3 separate regions of the Homo sapiens genome follow, and all the other regions are linked to region 3. A link is an interaction called in ENCODE POLR2A ChIA-PET data of the cell type or tissue named here. Cell type or tissue: GM12878. All regions are shown on one strand. Each heading gives the region's core, and the rest is flanking DNA. Links, peaks and the distances in the headings are about the cores only.

Region 1 (7,113 bases), core at 1,051-6,050, 120 kb before region 3:
GTGTATAGGCTTTTGTGTGGATAAATGTTTTTATTTCTTTTGGATATATACCTGCAAGTGGAATTGCCGAGTCAAACGGTTACTGTATGTTTAACTTTCTCAGAAACTGACAAATGTTTTCCACAGGGGCTGCACCATTTTACAAGGGTTCCGGTTTCTCCATGTTCTTGCGAACACTTGTTTTCTGGTTTTAAAAAAATGATAGACTGGGCGTGGTGGCTCATACCTGCAATCTCAGCACTTTGGGAGGCTGAGGCGGGAAGATCACTTGAGGCCAGGAGTTCGAGACCAGCCTGGCAATATGGCGAAACCCTGTCTCTCCTAAAAATACAAAAAAATTAGCTGGGTGTGGGCGTGGTGGCATACACCTATAATCCCAGCTATTCGGGAGGCTGAGGCACTAGAATCATTTGAACCTGGGAGGTGGAGGTTTCAGTGAGCTGAGATTGCACCACTGCACTCCAGCCTGGGTGACAGAGTGAGACTCTGTCTCGGGGAAAAAAAAAATTATAGCTATCCTAGTGGATATGAAATTGTATTTTTGTTTTGTTTTGTTTTTTTTGAGATGGAATCTTGCTCTGTCTCCCAGGCTAGAGTGCAGTGGCATGATCTTGGCTCACTGCAACCTCTACCTCCTGGGTTCAAGTGATTCTCCTGTCTCAGCCTCCCATATAGCTGGGATTCAGGTGCGCACCACCACACCCTGCTAATTTTTGTATTTTTAGTAGAGACGGCGTTTCACCATGTTGGCCAGGCTGGTCTTGAACTCCGACCTCAGGTGATCTGCTTGCCTCAGCCTCCCAAAGTGCTGGGATTCCAGGTGTGAGCCACCGCACCAGGCCCTCACTGTATTTTTTAAAAAATCTTACATGTCCTTCCAGTGAATCATTGTATTTTGATTTTAGTTTCCCTTGTGACTATTGATGTTGAACATCTTTTGTCTATTCATGTCCTATGCCCGTTTAAAAGCTGTGGTGTTTGTCTCTTGGCTGTTGAGTTTAAGAGTTCTTTATATATTGTGGATAGTACACCTTTATCAGATATATGATTTGCAAATATTTTCTCCCCTTCTATGGATTGTCTTTTCTGACTTTATTCTTTTTAATGGCTGAAGGCTGTTACCTGGCATTGATGAGCCTTATATTAACTCTTTCTGTTAATAGTTTCCCCTTTTGCTCTTAAAGCCGCAAAGAGTTGTTTGATCTATTTATGAGAATAACTTAAATTTTTAAAAATCTAGCTTGGTACAAAGGAAGAGCAGAAACTGGTTCAACTCTCTTGGTCTATTTTCTGTCCACTTATGTGCTTATTTGCCGTTTTTTGTTTTGTCTAGACATTGGGCATGTTCATTAGTCACATGTTATGTTTATGCACTGGAACTTTTTTCTTGCCATTAGTATTTAATGTAGGATTTCTAACTAGGTTAAATATTTATATAAAAATAACACCACAGATTGATAGTTTAAAGCACAGAATGAAAAGAGGACAAAATGTCTACATTTACAACACTCTGGCCACCTGGTGTTTTTTGGTGGGATTAAAGAAACCTAATTTGTCAGTGCAGCCTCTGAGGGTGACCAGTTAACAGGCATGTGGATTGTTTAAACATTTCCTTGAAAAAAATAACAAAATTAATGTTAGTCCTGTTAATACTGTGGTTGATGAGCTGGTATACCATCTAGGTGCCCAGTAAAAGAAAGACATGCACGCTAACATTTGGATTAGGAAATTACATTCAGGAATAATTTTTGTGAAGTACCCATTTTTTTTGCCGGGGGGTTGGTGGGGGCAGAAATATCCCTTTCAAATCGTTTTATTTTACATCTTCTTATTTTCTTTCATAACAACACCTCTGTGAGGAAAGTTAGACATTATTCTGTTTTGGAGATTGAGGAATGAAGGCATCCAGCCAAGTGGGAGGTGGTGGGGTATGCTGTGGTTAAGAGCACAGATTTGGAATCTGACTCAATACTGCAGCACCTACCAGTGGTGTGACAGGGGCTGTGATGTCTAGAAGCCTCAGTTTTCTGATTTGTAATCAGAGAAGATAGTGGTAATGACAGCTAATTCCGAGGGAAGTTGGAGGATTAAATGAGAGAGTATTTGGGGTGTTCAGCCTAGTTCATGGCTCATGGGAAGTCCTCAGCCGATGGGAATGGCAGGACACAGCTGCACCCAGCTGGGGAGCAGGAGTGTTCCATATTCAGATCTCTGATGTTCTTGTCACCAAACCATTTACTTTTTCCTGTTTGTAAAACCCTTACTTCCCTCTATGTTAAGAGCCAGTCACATGATGGCAAAATAATTTGTGTCAATGCAATCTGTTGCAGTTACATTTATGTAAAAGTGATTGATTTCATTGACTTCCTCTTCACCATATAGTGTTCCAGTTGATAATCACTTCCAAAAAGTTGAAGACCATTTCTCAGAATCAGAAAAATTTGAATAATTTTAAATAATTTTATAAGGTTTAACAGCTTATATAAAAAAATAGGTTTCTGGCTGATCACCGTGGCTCACGCCTGTAATCCCAGCACTTTGGGAGGCCAAGGTGAGTGGATTGCTTGAGCCCAAGAGTTGGAGACCAGCCTGTGCAATGTGGCGAAACCCCATCTCTACTAAAAATACAAAAAAATTAGTTGGGTGTGGTGTCATGTGTCTCTAGTCCCAGCTACTTGGGAGGCTGAGATGGGAGAATCACCTGAGCCTGGGAAGTTGAGACTGCAGTGACCCTAGATCATACCACTGCACTCTAGCCTGGATGACACAGTGAGACCCTGTCTCAAAAAAGTTAGATTTCTGTTCCTCTTCCAATAACTACTGGGAAACAAACTAGTTCAGGCAGACAAAGAAGTATAGAGAAAATATAATAAACATTGTAAATGTACCTCCAGTTTAAGAAATGAGACACGAAAAACACCGCTGAAGTTCACTGTGTTATTCCAATTGTCCATTTCTGTGAGGACCCCCCCAGAAATAACCACTGACTTGAACTTGGTGTTTATCATTCAGAATTGAGTGTTTTTTTTAAAACATTGTATTATTTTTTTTTCCACAGCTATCTGCATCATATTGGTGCATTTACTGATCCGATACAGATTACATTTCTTGCCAGAGAGTGTTGCTGTTGTTTCTTTAGGTAAGTGTGTATTGGTGATTCCATAATAAAAGCAGTAACAATAACTACCATTTTTTGAGTGCCTCTTTAGTGCCAGGAACCACAAGAGATGCATCACATCCCTGATCTCATTTGATCCTCACTGCAACCTGCCCTAAGGGTGCTATGATCCCATTTTACAGATGAGGACACTGGGGCTCAAGAAGGGTAGTGACCTCCTAAAGGTCATGTAGAAGCCCAAAGGCCATACAGCTCTGTACAGCTCAAAGGCCCTTTCTTAGCCTTTTGCTTCTGGTAGAACTACCCTTGGGGAACATTGACCTCTACTGCTAGGCTAGGCTGACATCCAACTCAACTAAGGTAAGTAATGACACTTCATAGAATCACTCAATTTTATAGACAGAAGGGACTCTGACTTTACAGTTTAGGAGGAAGAAATGGCTCACTTAATGCCAGAGTCAGGTCTAAAGTCTTCAGAGAGCATTGTGCTCTACCCCACTTACATTTCTGTTTTGTTTCCTGTGCCAATTAACTGTTGAGATCTAGTTGCAGTGAATGAACCCGTGTAATAACAGGTGTGAATGCACACACAAGTTCATTGAAGTGGTTAGTGAAGGAAGAAGTGGGGAATTTCCGTAAGTGTAAGTTCAAGGCTAAAATGTGGGTGGAGACATGTAAGGCACAGTAAATAAAGTCTTACTAAGGTCAGCCAAAGCTTTTTATCAGTTTATTATATTGCAGTCACTTTTACTAGTTTCTACTTGCCTACTGATGGTATTTAATTTTTCCTGATCACTGCTGATGTTTAGAAATTAACTTTCATTGCCTGGTAGATCTTTAGTGGAGTAGTAATTCTTTCACAAGATAGTTATTGTTTAGATTAGCTTTGGAAATGATTGTTTAGACTCTGTTCACTAGCCTCCCCCTCCTCCCATCACCCCAGCAGTCCTACTACCTTGGTTCAGACTCTCCTGTATTTTCCCTGGACTTCAGTACTAAGTGCCAGATCCTGGCTTGTGAGGCTTCACATTGTCATCTATCTCATTTATGCCTTATGACCTCCAGGTGATGCCGTATTTTAAGGAATGGGCACCACTGGATAGTGTTGACCTCGAGTACAGGTTTCAAAACCAGTTTTACTCAAAAAGTTCTTGTTCTGTTTTTAGCATGTTTTTTAGCAATATATCTTGGTAGATTCTAACAACCTTAGCTAGTAAGATAGTCATAGAGCTCTAAGAATAGGAGCCTTGCTCATTAACATTCCTTTCTGCTATTAGGCATATTGAAAAGAACCTATGTGACTAATACCCATAATTCTGGGACATTCGGTAAAGGCTCTAAGAACTACTCCAAGGAATTTACAGTTGTGTGGTCAGTTTTATAGCTTCTTACATAAATTTGTTATCAAAATTATAGTTGGTGTGTATTTAGATATTATACACATGAAAATTAAAATGATAATTCTTATAATTTCATTTGGAATTTCAAGCTCCTCATGTTTCTTGAATGTCTGGGTAACTGCAGCTTGCTGAACACCAGTGCTTCTATTAGGACTTAGAGCAGACATTGTTGGTGGCTTACCAAAGAGTCATTTCCCCCTTCTTCCTTGAAAATAGAACCCCAAATTTGATCAGGTATCTTGCCACAGTGTGCTCAAGGAAGATGGGCCCCTCCAAGTCAAGATTGGTCTTTGCCATCATGTTAATTTCACTCTTCTCTGCCAATGATTAGTTCAGAGGGGTAGGGGCGGCAAGGCAGTGTGAAACCCAGTTCTGGCCAGTGACACCAAGGGGAAGCGTGATGAGGTAGTGGGTCCTGGAAAATGTTTTCCTCTCAGATAGTAATGAGACATTTCCCCTTCATTTCTTTGATGCTGCTGAATGAGAGTGTGATGCCTAGTGGACTGGTAGCCATCTTGCAACTACTGTGGCTCAAAGACAAAAGCCAGAATGCTAAGGATTGCCGAGGGGACAGATGGGAATCCCAGATTATTGATAGCATTGTTGCTTTGTTGAGTTGATAGCCCTGAAACTTCCTATCTTAGTGCTACCTTTTATATGAGATAATAAACATCTATTAGCTGTTGTTGACTTGGAATAAAGAAAAAAAACCAAAACCAACATCTATTGTTTAAGCCATTTTTAGTCTAGGTTCTTTTACTTGCAACTAAAAGCATCTTAACTAACATAGAACTCTTTCCATTCAAGGGACAAAACCCAATTCAAAAGAAAATAAATTGGCCAGGCGCGGTGGCTTATGCCTGTAATTCTAGCACTTTGGGAGGCTGAGGTGGGTGGATCGCCTCAGGCCAGGAGTTCAAGACCAGCCTGGCCAACATGGTGAAACCCCTGTCTCTACTAAAAATAGAAAAATTAGCTGGGCATGGTGGCAGGTGCTTGTAATCCCAGCTACTCTGGAGGCTGAAGCAATAGAACCACTTGAGTCCAGGAGGCGGAAGTTGCATTGAGCTCCAGTCAACGCCAGGGCACTCCAGCCTGGGTGACAGAGCAAGACTCTGTCTCAAAACAAACAAACAAAAAAAATTGGTGGGGGTAGGGGCGCTCACCTCTTGACTCATGTAACTGGCAAAACTACAGGTAGTATTAGCTTGAGACTTAGCTGAATCAGGTCTCCTGGACCCAGTTCTTCTCCATGCCTCAGCAGTGAATCCCTTTTCCCCGGCTTCGCTGTCAGGCAGGCTCTCTCCCTGTGGTACTCTGATCCGTTCTCAGACAGGCTCTTGGTGTGGTAAGCCCTTAAAGCAGTAACTGCAGTGGGAGAGAGAACCTCCTCTTCTTTCTGGCACCAAAAGTTGCAGGATGAACTCTGACCACCTGGCGACCTCAACTGGGAGTGGGGTGGAATGGTGTTGGGAGTCAGCCAGAGCTCTCCATCTACAAGGTTCATTTCTTCACTGATGTTGCAGAAATAATTGTAGCCTGAATAGCTAGGTCTTGGGAGAAGTGATGGAAAGGCAGTCTTGCTTTCAATGCTTACTTGCTAACTCAGGTGACTGGAAACCCAAGAGCACTTCCAGGGAGAGTGCTGAGGTCCAGAAAGTACTTTTTAAAAATTATGTTAGAGGACATTTGGTTAGAATTTGTAAATGCTGACATAGCTATCAAAGTAATTCTGTATTTCATAAAGCTAAAGAAATGGAAGGAAAACGTTTTTCTCCAGCTGGAGCAAAGTGTAACAAAATATTGAGATATCTACCATTTCAAGAATTTCCAACTTTGTGCCAAAAAAGAATCTAGAAGAAGTTGCCAGAGAAAGTATGGTTTTCGTTCTTTCAGGGATAAATTTTCCTCTCCTGCCAGAAGTTGCTTTGTAGCTTGCAGTCATTTCGAGACATTACTGGTCTTTTGCTTTATAGTTAGGTGTTCAGCATTCCTAAGAAATTCTCAGTATAGAAAAGGACCATCTGCACTCCAAAAGCACATGTCCCCTCCTTCTACCTTACTGTATTTTTAAATGAGTGTCTGTCTGGCCACTTTTCATTCTTTATAAAAATATAGTATCAACCTGAAGTTCTAAAGAGTTCCTTGGCCCCTGTTCGAAGCTTTCAGGATACTTTCCATACTTTATGGAATTCTGTAGTTTGGGCCTTTTAAAAACTAATTTCTTTTGCACAGTTAAACAACTACTATATATAGAAAAAAGAAAAATCTTGTTTATTGACAATTATTTTTATCTTGTTTCATTCTCTTCCAGTCCATGTGTAGACATGTCCGTATGTATTAGATGCCTTTGTATAGTTTAATTTGAGTTTATATCATTTTTTCTGTTCTTTCCATGTATTAGTTGAGTTCACATATTTATTTATTTATCTTTTTTTTTTCAGACAGAGTCTCCTTCTTTCACCCAGGCTGGAGTGCAATCACGATCTTGGCGCACTGCAACCTCCGCCCCCTGGGTTCAAGCGATTCTCCTGCCTCAGCCTCCTGAGTAGCTGGGATTACAGGCACATACCACCATGCCTGGCTAATTTTTGT
Region 2 (7,113 bases), core at 1,292-6,291, 48 kb before region 3:
ACAAGGATTTCACATGCAGAAGAGAAAAGGCCCCCCTCCACCCCCCGCATTCCCTGCCGAGTGAGAGCCAGTGTTTGCTGCCCTTGCTGGGGGCGGGTAGGAAACCCTGAGCTTCCTGATGCGGAGTCATGAAGCAGAGTCCTCGGGAAGGCATCTCCACAGCCCCGGGTCCTCTGTCTAACGCCCTCCATTTCACGCCCTCCATCTCACAGTCAAGATAAAGGCCTCGAGAATAAAGAGCCAGCCCCCTTCCATTTAGTCTCCTGCCGTTTCCCAAACAGTTGTCCAACAGTTAGACATTGAGGGGCTTCACTGTTACCAGGCATGTAACAGAAGGAGGAAGACTAACACACACCCCCTGCCCCATCCCATCCCCCTCTCCCGAGCTATTTTCTTGCTGTGGCCTCTGGTGCCCTTGAGTTGGTCTCCCCGGCTGCTCTGCGGGGGCTTCACTGGCTTCGGAGTGAGCGCGAAGTGCTGGTGAGCAGTGGGCCTGTGATTGGATGGGAAGATGTGCATCCGTGGTCAAAAGTCAGCTGCCAGCCCTGCGGAACCAGAGCCTCAGGCTGGGATGGGGAGGCCTCCCTGCTTCCACCTGCATGGTGGGCATGGCCTGGCTTACACCAAAGGCTTTGACGGTTTCTCCAAGTAAGGATCTGCAAATCTTGAATCGTCCTCAAAATGACGAAGCTTGAATTGTCCTCAAGATGGATGTGAATCTTACATTCCTTTTCATCATTTCCTTTGTAAAAATGACGAGTGCTGGGTTTTTGTTTTAAGAAGCATTATGAAGGCCAGACTTACTCATTTTTCTCCCCCAAGTGAGCTGCAAGAGGCCCCTGTTAGGCCCCTGTTTCCTGAGCAGTGATGTGCTGCTCTTCTTGGTGGGGCTTTGGGCTGGGAGGGGAAGGCGGGTCAGAGATGGGGGACCTGTGGCTGCCATGCAGGAGCCCCTGCGTCATCTCGTTGGACTCTTTAAGGGAGTCAGGAATAGATGTATGAACAGTCGTGTCACTGGATGCCTATTTAGAAATAAAGTGTATGCTGCTGAATTGGAGCCAGTGTCTGTGTTCATGTTCAGGTGGCTTTGCAGATGCACAGGTCACACCTCCTAGACTGGGCTCTGTGGCACACAGCTACCCAGCCCCTGGGCCGGTGGCAGCCATGTCACCAGGAAGTACAGTGCTTAGGAGCAGGGCTGGGTCAGGCTGGCCTGCGTCTGGTTCCTACCTTTGGCCCTCAGTGAGGAGCATGTGAAGCTCAGCCCCCAGCCAGGCTCAGCTTCTCCTCACGATGCTGGGAGCCCTTCCTCCCTGGGTTCGCTGGCTGTTCGCCCAGGCTGCAGGGCCGCCTGACCTCCTGCTCGGGGCTTACAGATCAGTCCCCCACAGGCCTTTGCCTGATGGTGAAATGGGGAAATTCTGTCACTGAACCTGCCCTGCCGCAGGAGCGGGGGCATCCATAGCCTCTGATCAGAAGTGGTGGCATGTGGGGCAAGAAGGGTCGTGAGTTCATCTATACCCCCACGTACTTCCAAAGGCATCCAAGCTGCTGAAGGTAACAGGCACGAACCAAAAATGCATGTGATGTAAAATGAAACCAGTCAGGAGAAGCTGTCCTGGCCCCAGCCAGGGGGCAAGAGCTGAGTTTCCTGGTTCCTTCCCACACTGTGCTTCAGCCCACCCCAGGGGAGACTCCCGAGGCCACAGTGGGCTCCCCGTGGCCCGCTTTTGGTGGAAACCCAGATTCAGAGAAATATTTCTCCACCATAATAAAAACTGCAAGTGTGATGAGAAGTGGTAGCTGACACTTGGCCTCAGTGTCAGGGAGGCACCACGAGAGTGATAAGGACTCTGGCTAACAGCAGAATTTTCCAGGCCAGCCCTGCCTGCGAGGGCGGCTGGGAAGTGGAGCTGCGCTGTGCTGAGCAGAGTGTCAGCTGGGACGGAACGGAGTGCTGGCAGCAAAGGTGGGGGGTGGTCCTGAGTGGGCACCTCGTTCCCACGGAACAGGGTATGTTTCATTTGTATTTCAACCTTCTCAACTCCTAAAAAAAGCTCTCAGGGTAGAGGGGAGCAATCGAGGCAAGAAATATTTTCCTTAGAGGCTAGAAAGCTGGCGGGGGGTTGGAGGGTCACACACAAAGTTGAGGGTCCTGTAACCCCCGCTTATTATTCCACAGGGCACTAGGGGAATGAAGCTGGCCTGGAGCGGGGCCCCACTGCCTCTTGGAGGCAACCCCCCCACCCCAAGCAAGGGACAACACAGCCCTCTGGCTCTAGCCAGAGAAGATGTGAGACATGAAGGGCAGTGGGGGTCAGGGGCCAGGGGCCAGTACAGTCATCTCAAGGCCCTGGGTGACAGTAAGTGCCCCGTAAATGAGGGTCCTCTTTGTGAATATTTATGGACCTGCAGGAGAGCAGGCAGGCATCAGCCACACTCCCCCTGCCTGGGGAGGCCGCCTGGCAGACCTGGGGGGTCTTAGCATCAGTTGGGACCAGTCTGGTGCTGGGGACAGAAGGAACCTCTGCGCATACAGGCAGCTGCCAGCTAATACCCTGATGTAAATGGGGAAGAAAATAAGTCTTTGCTTACAGAAAAAAAAGGGCACAAAAATGTAGTTGGTTCATTTTGTGGCGAAGATGAGCCATACGCTCCTATCTGCTGGTGGGAGGGCAGCTGGCTCACACTCTCCAGAGGACACTGTGGTGACAGCTCTCCAAAGCCTGAAAACGGCCCAGCAGTTCCACTCATGGGGCAAAAGGAAAGTGCATGAAAACCGCACTCCAAGAATGGTCATCCCGGCAATATCTGAATGAGGATAAATGGAAAACAACTTCCTTGTCCATGAATGAGGGACTGGTGAGATAAATGATGATAGAATATTTACCAACAGCTCAAGATTCTAAGGATGTGGAAAAATGTTTAGAATGTTATCAGACCAGCATTTTACCACCTTTAGGGAGAGAGAAACATTTCACCCTCTCCTTAAATGCTGTTTGAGATTTTAAAATGACTAAAAACGAAAGTAGAAATTTTAGTACATCCTTTTATACAAATACACATACTGGCACTCCAGCGCGCACCCATTCATCCCTAATATGGAAGACCTGGTGGTTCCTTTCAACCACCACTTCTTCCCCGAGCCCTGTTGTCTTTGCTAAGAGAACCCATGTGGTTCGTGTAATGGGTGACTGTATGCTTCAAGGGGAAACAGAGCCAGTTCTCGGTTCAGGTTGTTCCTGGTCATTCCCTCTACTTGTCTGAGATTGGCTGAGGAATGGGTCTGTGACCTTATTTGGCAGGAGAATGAAGCGATTAAAAAAAACAAAACAAAACAAAACAAAACAAAAAAAAACGAAGTCTCGCTCTGTCGCCCAGGCTGGAGTGCAGTGGCACCATCTCAGCTCACGGCCACTGCAATCTTCGCCTCGTGGGTTCAAGCGATTCTCCTGTCTCAGCCTCCTGAGTAGCTGGGATTACAGGTGCCCGTCACCATGCCCAGCTAATTTTTGTATTTTTAGTAGTGATGGGGTTTTGCCCTGTTGGCCAGGCTGGTCTCGAACTCCTGACCCCAGGTGATCCGCCCACCTCGGCCTCCCAAAGTGCTGGGATTACAGGTGTGAGCCACCGCGCCTGGCCTGAAGCAATCTTTTGAGGAATTTCTAAAACTTTCCTTACTCTCAAAAAGACACTCAAGGAAGGGACATGTTCTCTTCCCATTGTCTGACCTTTGCCTCCCATTACTTGAGGATGTAATGCCTCCACCTGCTGCAGCCATTTGGAGACCAGGAGGGAACACCTTGCCACCATGCTGAGGATGGCAGAGCAGAAAGACAGAAGGCTTGTATGTTGTCAAGGACACTGCTGGAGCAGTTAATTAACCAGTCCTGGAACTGACCTCCCTCTGGATCTCATGACATGGGGCAATACATGTTCTGTATCTGCCATTTCTGGTTGGGTATTTTGTTACAACAGAAATAATGCTGTTATAACTTCATGAACTGAGAAAAGCAGATTTCAGAACCATATCAATAGATGTGGCTCTATAAATTAAATTAGCAGTATGTGTATACAGGAAAAAAATCTTAAAGGATAGACATAGAGTTTTAACTTAACTTTGGTTCTCTCCAAGTGGAAGGATTATAGGTAAATTTTTTTTTTTTTTTGAGATGGAGTTTTGCTCTTGTTGCCCAGGCTAGAGTGCAGTGGCACGATCTTCGCTCACTGCAACCTCCATCTCCCAGGTTCAAGAGATTCTCCTGCCTCAGCCTCCCAAGTAGCTGGGACTACAGGCCCCTGCCACCACGCCTGGCTAATTTTGTATTTTCAGTAGAGACGGGGTTTCACCATGTTGTTCAGGCTGGTCTTAAACTCCTGACCTCAAGTGATCCACCTACCTCAGCCTCCTAAAGTGCTGGGATTATAAGCATGAGCCACCGCATCTGGCCGATTATAGGTAACTTTTAAAATCTTGCTGTTTGCATATACTTTCTATTTCTCTCATAAAGAATATTTATTAAGTCAATAATAAGGAACACACATGTTCTTTGACCAGAACTAGAGGAGCAGTGCATTAGATGGAGTGACTTGAAGGCCCCTAGGGAAACAGGTGAGGGTCCAAACTGATGCAGTCACCACGGAGAGGCCTGTGGCCCTTCCACCCACGATTCCTCTTCTAGCCCTGGGGCAAAGATTGGCAAATTACTGCCTGTGGCCCAAATCCAGCCCGCCTCCTGTGTCTGTACTACCTAAGAGCTAAAAATGGTTTTAACATTTTTTAAAGGTTGGGGAAAAAAACAGAAGAGTAAGGCCAGGTGTGGTGGCTCACACCTGTAATCCCAACACTTTGGAAGGCCAAGGTGGGAAGACTGCTTGAGCCCAGGAGTTTGAGACCAGCCTGGGCAACATAGGGAGACCCTGTCTCTCTATATATAATTAAAAAAAACTAGCCAGCATGTTGGTGTACACCTGTGGTCCCAGTTACTCAGAAGGCTGAACCCAGGAGGTCAAGGCTAAAGTGAGCTGTGATCGTGCCACTGCACTGTAGCCTGGGTGATAGAATGAGACCCTGTCTCAAGAAAAAAAAATCACAGATTCACAAGAAGTTGCAAAAAAGATAGTACAGAAAGGTCCCATGTACCCTTCCCCCCGTTACCCTCAGTGGTAACATCTTGCACAACTACAGAATAGTTTCACAACCAAGAAACTGGCATTGCCACAGTCCACAGATCTTGTTCCAACTTCATTAGTTTTACAGGCACTCGTGTGTGTGTGTGTTTAGTTCTACGCAATTTTATATCGTGTAGATTCGCATAACCACCATCACAGGGAAGTTGCCTTTTATAGAAGTATTCCAGCTGCCAAACAAAGAAGAAATCATTGAATTGGAATATCTCTATTTTGTAACTTCCAGTGAAATAATGGATCTAAGTGGGAAGTAACAGCCTTAATAGCTGCTAATTCCCCAAAGGGAGAGAACTCGACATAATATGCCTCCTGATGAGAGAATACGCATCAAGTATTCTTACCACAGAGATCAGACCCAAATCCAAGCAAACCCCAACAGCCAGCTACCATGCAATACATGCACACATTCAACACCCTTTCACGATCAAAACACTCAACCACCTAGGAATAGAGGGAAACTACTGCAACACAATACAGGCCATCTAGGATAACAGCTGACAGCATACTCAATGGTGAATGACTGGAAGCTTATCCTCTAAGATCAGGAACAAGGCAAGGATACCTACATTCACCACTTCAATTCGACGTAGTACTGGAAGTTCTAGCCAGAGCAATTAAGCAAGAAAACCAAAGAAAAGATACCCTGGTTGGTAAGAAAGAAGCTAAAATTATCTCATGGATGACATGATCTTATATGTAGATAACCCTGAAGATTCCACAAGAAAAAAACTGTTCAAACTAATAAATAAATTCAGCAAAGTTGCAGGATACAAAGTCAACACACAAAAGTCAGCTGCATTTCCATAAACAGTGGACAATCAGAAAAGGAAATTAAGAAAAAAATCCCATTTATAATAGCATCAAAAAGAATTAAATAGGAATAAATTTAACCAAGCAGCAAGAAAGACTTGTACACTGAACACTATAAAACATGCTGAAAGAAATTTTAAAAGACACAAATAGGGCCAGGCATGGTGTCTGACGCCTGTAATCCCAGCACTTTGGGAGGCCAAGACCTCCCAAATCACTTGAGGCCAGAATTCAAGACCAGCCTGGGCAACACAGTGAAACCCTGTTTCAACAAAAAAAAATTAAGAATTAGCCATGCGTGGCACATGCCTGTGGTGCCAGTTACTTGGGAGGTTGAGGTGGGAGGATCTCTTGAACCAAGAGTTCAAGGCTGCAATGAGCCATGACTGCACCACTGCACTCCAGCCTGGGTGACAGAGCGAGACCCTGTCTCAAAAAAACAACAACAAAACGATCTATACTGCCCAAAGTGGATCTACAGATTCAATGCAATCCCTATAAATGGCATTTTTTACAGAAATAGAGAAATAAAACCATCCTAAAATTCATATGGGATCTCAAGGGACCCTGAATAGCCAAAACAATCTTTAAAAAGAACAAAGGTGGAGGCGTTACACTTCATGATTTCAAAGTATATTACAGAGCTACAGTAATCAAACTAGTGTGGTACTGGCATGAAAACAGGTATACACTCATAGACCAATGGAATGGAATAGAGAGCCCAAAAATAAACCCTCACATATATGGTCAAATGATGTTCGACAGGAGTACCAAAACCACTCAATGGGGAAAGGACTGTCTCTTCACCAGATAGTGTTGGGAAAACTGGACATTCATAAGGAAAGGAATGAAGTTAGACCCCTACCTTATTCTGTATACAAAAATTACCTCAAAATAGATAAAAGACCTAAATGTATGACCCAAAACTATAAAGACAACTTAAGGGGAAACTTCATGACATTGGATTTGGCAATGATTTCTTAGATATTATACCAAAAGCATAGGCAGTAAAAGCGAAAATAGACAAATGGGATTACATCAAACTTTTTTTTTTTTTTTTTTTTTTGAGACAGAGTCTTGCTCTGTTATCCAGGCTGGAGTGCAGTGGCGCAA
Region 3 (7,113 bases), core at 1,136-6,135:
ACCTAAAAAAAAAAAAAACTATAGGGCTGGGCTCAGTGGCTCACACCTGTAATCCCAGCACTTTGGGAGGCCAAGACGGGTGGATCACCAGAGGTCAGGAGTTCGAGACCAGCCTGGCTAACGTGGTGAAACCCCGTCTCTACTAAAAATATAAAATTAGCTGGGTGTGGTCATGCGCGCCTGTAACCCCAGCCACTTGGGAGTCTGAAGCAGGAGAATCGCTTGGACCGGGGAGGCAGATTTTGCAGTGAGCCGAGATTGCACCATTGCACTTCAGCCTGGGCAACAGAGCACGACTCTGTCTCAAAAAAAAAAAAAAAAAAAAAAGTAACAAAACTTTGTTTTCCATGATAGCACAGAGATATTTTTCTGAAACCTGGATTTGGCCTTGTTTTGTTAATACCTTCCTTTTAAACTCCTGGCTCCCTACTGTTTATGAGGAAAAGTCTGTTAGATTTTTATTTCCTCAGATACATATCAATTTTAAGCCTAAATTAGGCCTAGAATAGTCTTCCCTTCCTCTGCTAGCTGACCTCTTTTTTTAAAATGCCAGAGGGGTAATGGGCCAACATCTGTAACAAGGTTCGAGGGTGGCACATCTCACACATGCACATGAACACCCAGTCCTCAGGTTCATGAACTACAAAAGGATCCATCTGAACCCTTTTTTTTTTTTTTTTGAGACGGAGTCTCGCTCTGTCTCCCAGGCTGGATGGAGTGCAGTGGCGCGATCTTGGCTCACTGCAAGCTCTGCGTCCTGGGTTCATGCCATTCTCCTGCCTAAGCCTCCCGAGTAGCTGGGACTACAGGCACCCGCCACCACTCCCAGCTAATTTTTGTATTTTTAGTAGAGACGGGGTTTCACTGTGTTAGCCAGGATGGTCTCGATCTCCTGACCTTGTGATCTGCCCGCCTCGGCCTCCCAAAGTGCTGGGATTACAGGCATGAGCCACCGCGCCTGGCTGAGCTGAACCCTTTTAAGGCTGATCAGAGATGCCGTCTCTGCAGTCTTCCCCTCCACCCCCCCCTTGAGACAGAGTCGCACTCTGTTGCCCAGGCTGGAGTGTGCAGCCACCTCTGCCTCCCAGGTTCAAGCAATTCTCCTGCCTCAGCCTCCCGAGTAGCTGGGATTACAGGCATCTGCCACCATGCCTGGCTAATTTTGGTATTTTTAGTAGAGACGGGTTTCACCATGTTGGTAAGGCTGGTCTCAAACTCCTGACCTCGTGATCTGCCTGCCTTGGCCTCCCAAAGTGCTGGGATTACGGGCGTGAGCCACCGCTCCCAGCCTTCACTGCAGTCTTACCAGCCCTTTCCTTCTCAGGTCACTAGTTGATTTTCCCTTTATGTTCCTGTAGCGCTTTGCCTTCACCTGTAATGATAGCAGCTCCCGTTTGTGGTGCGTTTTGTAAGGGCTGGACACTCTGCCAGGGGTCTGCTATACAAACTGTATCCTCCCAGCAGTCCTAGAGGTAGGTACTACTCTCTCCATTTCACAAAGGAAAAAATGGAGATTCAAGAAACCCCACTGAGATCCTTCAGTGGCAGGGCCTAAGGCTTGAAGCCTCAACCTTAACACCTTCACTGTGTCTATCACAGGAGTTTGCATTTGTTTCTGTAGTTGTGTGTTCTTTGTAGTCCACTCCTATCCCTCATTTTTTCTGGCTTGGAAGGACTTAGTATTTGAACTGGGAGGAGAGAGCAAGTTGTTTTTTACTCCATTATCCATTGATGTCTTTTTAAAAGTTGATCCATATTTGTCGTCTTGTCTCCATGATGCGTGACAGAGGTTCTCTGTATGTCTTGTTCTAGCTTTTGCTCTGCATGCCTGCAGGAATGTCTGAAGCCGAAGAAGCCTGTCTGTGGGGTGTGTCGCAGCGCTCTGGCACCTGGCGTCCGAGCCGTGGAGCTCGAGCGGCAGATCGAGAGCACAGAGACTTCTTGCCATGGCTGCCGTAAGAATGTATGTGGAAGTGATGTGGAAGAGTCCATGTCTTTCCATGATAAGTTGGGGTAAAACGTACAGCTGCCATGTTGTTGCTGAAGTTAGAGCATGACTAGGTCACTAACAGCACGCGTGCATGCCAATTACCTGTGGTGATGGCTGGGCTGGTTTGTTTTCATAACCTTACTGGTTTTTGTTTCTTTTTTTAAGAGTTGGTTAAGTATATATTTTAGGTTTGAAAGCCATAGAAATCAGTTATCCCAGTTTTTTCCTATAAAAGATCAATTATGGCCAGGCGCGGTGGCTCATTCCTGTAACCCCAGCTCTTTGGGAGTCCGAGGCAAGAGCTTGAGGCTAGGAGTTAAGAGACCAGCCTGGACAACATAGTGAGACCTCATCTTTACAAAAAAATAAAATTAGCCGGGTGTGGTGGTATGTACCTGTAGGCCCAGCTACTCAGGAGGCAGAGGCCAGAGGATCACTTGAGCCCAGGAGTTTGGGATTACAGTGATCTATGATCATGCCACTGCACTCCAGCCTGGCTGACAGCAAGACCCTGTCTCTTAAAAAAAAGTCAATATGAAATCATTGGATTGTAATAACAATAGCTAACATTTGAAATGCATCCATGCTCTTGTATAATCAGAGTCAAGTATATTTATTTTCATACCTGTTATAACTGCTACTGGAAAGGAGAAATACTGTTGTCTTATTTTCCAAGAGATATACACAGCCTTGTTGATTTTAGAATCATTAAAATTTTTAAAATTGCAGACCATACAAAAGTACACAATAATGTAGGCTTGTTCCTCATTCCAGAGATTACTTCAAAATTCGTTCAACTTAAGGCCTGGCAAGGTGGTTCATGCCTGTAATCCCAACACTTTGGGAGGCCAAGGTGGGTGGATTGCTTGAGTCCAGGAGTTCTAGACCAGCCTGGACAACATGGTGAAACCTCGGCTCTACTGAAAATACAAAAAACTAGCAGGGCATGGTGGTGTGTGCCCGTAGTCTCAACTGTTCGGGAGGCTGAGGTGAGAGGATGGCTTGAGCCCAGGAGGCAGAGGTTGCAGTGAGCTGAGTTCGTGCCACTGCACTCCATCCTGGGTGATAGAGCCGGACCCTGTCTCAAGGAAAAAAAAAGTGATTTAATTTCGAAAGCTGCATAACATTTTCTGCCCTTTGACAAACACTGTAGAATTTTTACCAACCAAGTTGTAGGATTTTTGCAAAATGAGATTATACTATAATATATATATTTCTTCAACTTTTTTCACTTTTTTAAATGTACACTCATTCCCAACTTTTTTTTTCCACTTTTCAGGTTTTTTTTCTCTTACATATTGGACAGCCTTGCATGTCAGTTTCATTATTTTTAACACTTCGGTATGGATGCCCATAGTAAGAATATACCTTACCATCTCCTTTTCAGCGTGATTTAGTATTAGGGATGCATAGTAGGGCCATTTCAATGCTGAATAGGGCTATTTTCTGTGTCTTAATTGGGGGCTTCACTCTTGAGGCTGGGCATGGTGGCTCATGCCTATATCCTATCATTTGGAGAGGCCAAGGCAAGAGGATCACTGACCCCAGGAGTTCGAAATCAGCCTGGGCAACATAGTGGGACTCTGTATATACCAAAACAAACCAACAAACAAAACCAGCTGTGTGTAGTGGTGTATGCATGTAGTCCCAGCTCCTTGGGAGGCTGAGGTGGGAAGATTGCTTGAGCCCAGAAGTTTGAGAGCAGCCTGGGGAATATAGTGGACCCAGTTTCTACAAAAAAAGGAAAAAAAAATTGAGGATTCCTCAGTTTGTAGCTTAAAGTCAAGTTCTTGAGCTGGAGGTGAGACAATCATCATGGTAAGCTGGAGCTCAAATATTGGAGCATTTTTTTCCCCCTTTGAAGTTTACTTTTAGAAACTCAAAATATTGAAATACAATTCCCTACTGTCTTCTTTTTTTTTTTTTTTTTTTTTTTTTGAGACGGAGTCTCACTCTGTTGCCCAGGCTGGAGTACAGTGGCGTGATCTCAGCTCACTGCAGGCTCCGCCTGTTGGGTTCACGCCATTCTCCTGCCTCAGCCTCCTGAGTAGCTGGGACTACAGGTGCCCATCACCACGCCCAGCTATATATATATACACACACACACACACACACACACATACATACACACAGAGATATATATATATATATATATATATATTTGTATTTTTAGTAGAGACAGGGTTTCACTGTGTTAGCCAGGATGGTCTCGATCTCCTGACCTCGTGACCCGCCCGCCTCAGCCTCCCAAAATGCTGGGATTATAGGCATGAGCCATTGCACCCGGTCTCTTCATCTTTATTTATGCATGCATAATGTGGTTTTTGGTTTTGTTTTGTTTTTTTTCTGAGACAGGGTCTGGCTTTGTTGCCCGGGCTGGAGTGCAATTGCGTGGTCTCAGCTCACTGAAACCTCTGCCTCCCAGGCTCAAACCATCCTCCCACCTCAGCCTCTCAAGTAGCTGGGACTACAGGCATGTGTCACCACGCCTGCCTAATTTTTTTGTATTTTCAGTAGAGACGAGTTTTGCATGTTGCCCATGCTGATCTCGAACTCGGGAGCGTGAAGTGATGGCCCACCTCAGCCTCCCTCAGGATTACAGGTGTGAGCCACCGTACTCCGCCCATGATGGGCTTTTTGTTTGTTTTACTGTATGCTTTTGCTTTTCTCCATTTTCAAGATTAGTGATTGTACTGTTGGCATGCCTCAGAAAATGTTTTTCTTTCCTTTATCTTCCCTCTTTTCTTCAATTCTTAAAACTTTCTTTCTTTTTAGAAAACCTGTAATGAAGCACTATTCTCTGGGTTTTCTTCTCTTTCTGTTTTACTGTTGCACAGCCTAGATTTTATATGAAAGGCTGGGCCGGGCGTGGTAGCTCACGCCTGTAAACCCAGCACTTTGGCAGGCTGAGGCAGGCAGATCACTTGAGGTCAGGAGTTCGAGACCAGCCTGGCTAACGTGGTGAAACTCCATCTCTACTAAAAATATGAAAATTAGCTGGGCCTGATGGCACACACCTGTAATCCCAGCTACTCAGGAGGCTGAGGTGGGAGAATCACTTGAACCCGGGAGGCGGAGGTTGCAGTGAGCCGAGATGGTGCCACTGCACTTCAGTCTGGGCGACAGAGTGAGTGAGACTCTGTCTCAAAAAAAAAAAAAAAGAGAATTTAGATTTTAAAGATTATTTCTCAGAGGCTGGTGATAGATACTTTAACCAGGGTTAGTGGCTTTTATATGTTTTACCTAAAGGATCACTTTTCTCTGCTGCACATAACAGAATGTGGTTTTTGGCTTGCTGTAAGGAGACTAGTTTAAATGCTAGTATAGAAAACTTTTAAAAACATCCTAGATTTGGAGCTTGTCTGTGAGCAGACAGCCTATCATGAATAGGAGCAAACCTCTAGGAGAGTTATTTTAGAGTGGAAGTGGATATCCTGATTTAGTCGAATAAAATAGCAGCCTTGGTATTAATGGGAAATCTGCAATAATCAGGGTTTCAGCCCCATCAGCGTAGTCAGGAGTTTGGTGAGATTATTTGCCAGGGTGGTGTAGGTCTAGTTTTCTTTGTGCCCTTGTTTGGGACTATATTTTGCCTGTTGCAAGGTCCTCACTAACTTATGGGCTCTGATTCTTCCTATTTGAGTTCTTCCTGTCCAAGATCCGGTCCCACGTGGCTACTTGTTCCAAATACCAGAATTACATCATGGAAGGTGTGAAGGCCACCATTAAGGATGCATCTCTTCAGCCAAGGTAAATGACTCAGTCTCCCCTTAGGTGGAGGTCATCTCTTGCTATTAATACAAAGAGGTTGCATGCCCAGGGGTTTAGTTGTATGAATTGTTATGCTGGCTAAAGCTGATACAAGTATTTTGGGAGGAGTATGCAAGGGAGGACTCTGGTGTTCACTTCAGATGTTAGCTGAGCTATATTCTTTTTTTCTTTTTTGAGACAGAGTCTCGCTCTGTTGCCCAGGCTGGTGTGCAGTGGTGCAATCTCAGCTCACTGCAACCTCTGCCTCCCGGGTTCAAGCGATTCTCCTGCCTCAACCTCCCAAGTAGCTGGGATTACAGGCACCTGCCACCATGCCTGGCTAAATTTTGTATTTTTTAGTAGAGACAGGGTTTGTCATGTTGGTCAGGCTGGTCTTGAACTCCTGATCTCAGGTGATCCGCCTGCTTTGGCCTCCCAAAGTGCTGCGATTACAGGCGTAAACCACCACGCCCGGCCAGCTGAGCTGTTATTTTCACAACACTTGACCTGAGTCTGAAGTGATCATCAGCATCCTTATCATTACACATTTGGTGAGCTTTGCTCCTTTTTGGAGTGTACTGTGGTTGAAGTTTAATGGAAAGGTACTCACAGAAAAGTTTTCTTTTTTCCTGTGTTTCACCTTCCAGGAATGTTCCAAACCGTTACACCTTTCCTTGTCCTTACTGTCCTGAGAAGAACTTTGATCAGGAAGGACTTGTGGAACACTGCAAATTATTCCATAGCACGGATACCAAATCTGTGGTGAGTAACCTTTTTTTTTTTTTTTAAACTTCATTAAGGGAAAGGATCAAGCTTGGAGAAAAATGACGGGATTAGTAGAATGAACTCCTGTGTGCCCTTCACCTAGATTGACAGATTGTTAACATTTTACCATATTTGCTTAACCATGCTCTATAGTACACATTTTTTGCTGACCACTTGGGAATAAGCTACAGATACCATGACCATTTTTGCACCCTGAATACTTCGCACCCTGATACAGGAGTGTGTATGTCTTAAGAACAAGAATGTTTTCTTGGAAAATTATATTTTTGTGTGTATAATTAATCATATTCAAGAAATTTAACATTGATTCAATCTAATGTCTAATGTGAAATTCATGTTTTAATTTTAACAATTGTAATGTCTTTCATAGCAATTTCCCCCTCCCCCCAAGGCAGAGGCAGGGATGGTACACGAGTTCTCTGTCCTCTGGGTGCTACATTAAGTCATGTGATGTCTGTTGTTGGTAACATTAACTTGGTTCCCTTGGTGTCCACCAAATTTCTCCATGAAGCTGCCATTTTATTTTTGGAAGTAGCTTCTTCATAGTTGTGGGGAAAGAGGATTTAGGTGAAATTATTAGGAAAAGG

What was found. ChIA-PET counts read pairs that join two places held together with the same protein. Peaks named below come from ENCODE experiments on the same cell type or tissue, not always from the same donor. Only the 100,000 strongest peaks of a DNase experiment are listed, where the experiment ranks them.
Region 1: POLR2A ChIA-PET joins it to region 3 with 6 read pairs; 12 of 35 experiments call an interaction of 5 or more read pairs at or near these places.
Region 2: POLR2A ChIA-PET joins it to region 3 with 5 read pairs; 8 of 35 experiments call an interaction of 5 or more read pairs at or near these places.

Annotation. Positions count from the first base shown.
Region 1 is chr20:49,820,003-49,827,115 of GRCh38, forward strand. It overlaps SLC9A8 (solute carrier family 9 member A8), which reads left to right. Exons shown (of 16, transcript NM_015266.3): 3 at 3,059-3,139. Among named protein-coding and RNA genes, the nearest start is that of SLC9A8, 11 kb to the left of the region's middle. In GM12878, for the core only: CTCF peaks have their summits at 1,987 and 3,433; a DNase peak (open chromatin) is centred at 3,699; H3K27ac peaks cover 1,797 bases.
Region 2 is chr20:49,891,186-49,898,298 of GRCh38, forward strand. It overlaps SLC9A8 (solute carrier family 9 member A8), which reads left to right. Exons shown (of 16, transcript NM_015266.3): 16 at 1-1,057. Among named protein-coding and RNA genes, the nearest start is that of SPATA2, 21 kb to the right of the region's middle. RefSeq lists an enhancer at 3,382-3,551. In GM12878, for the core only: no CTCF peak of the experiment used is centred there; DNase peaks (open chromatin) are centred at 2,765 and 3,186; H3K4me3 peaks cover 996 bases; H3K27ac peaks cover 1,549 bases.
Region 3 is chr20:49,939,749-49,946,861 of GRCh38, forward strand. RNF114 (ring finger protein 114) reads left to right here. Exons shown (of 6, transcript NM_018683.4): 2 at 1,813-1,963; 3 at 5,634-5,740; 4 at 6,388-6,502. LOC124904976 (small nucleolar RNA U13) reads right to left here and starts at 652; the gene lies at 548-652. RefSeq lists an enhancer at 3,017-3,186. In GM12878, for the core only: no CTCF peak of the experiment used is centred there; no DNase peak of the experiment used is centred there.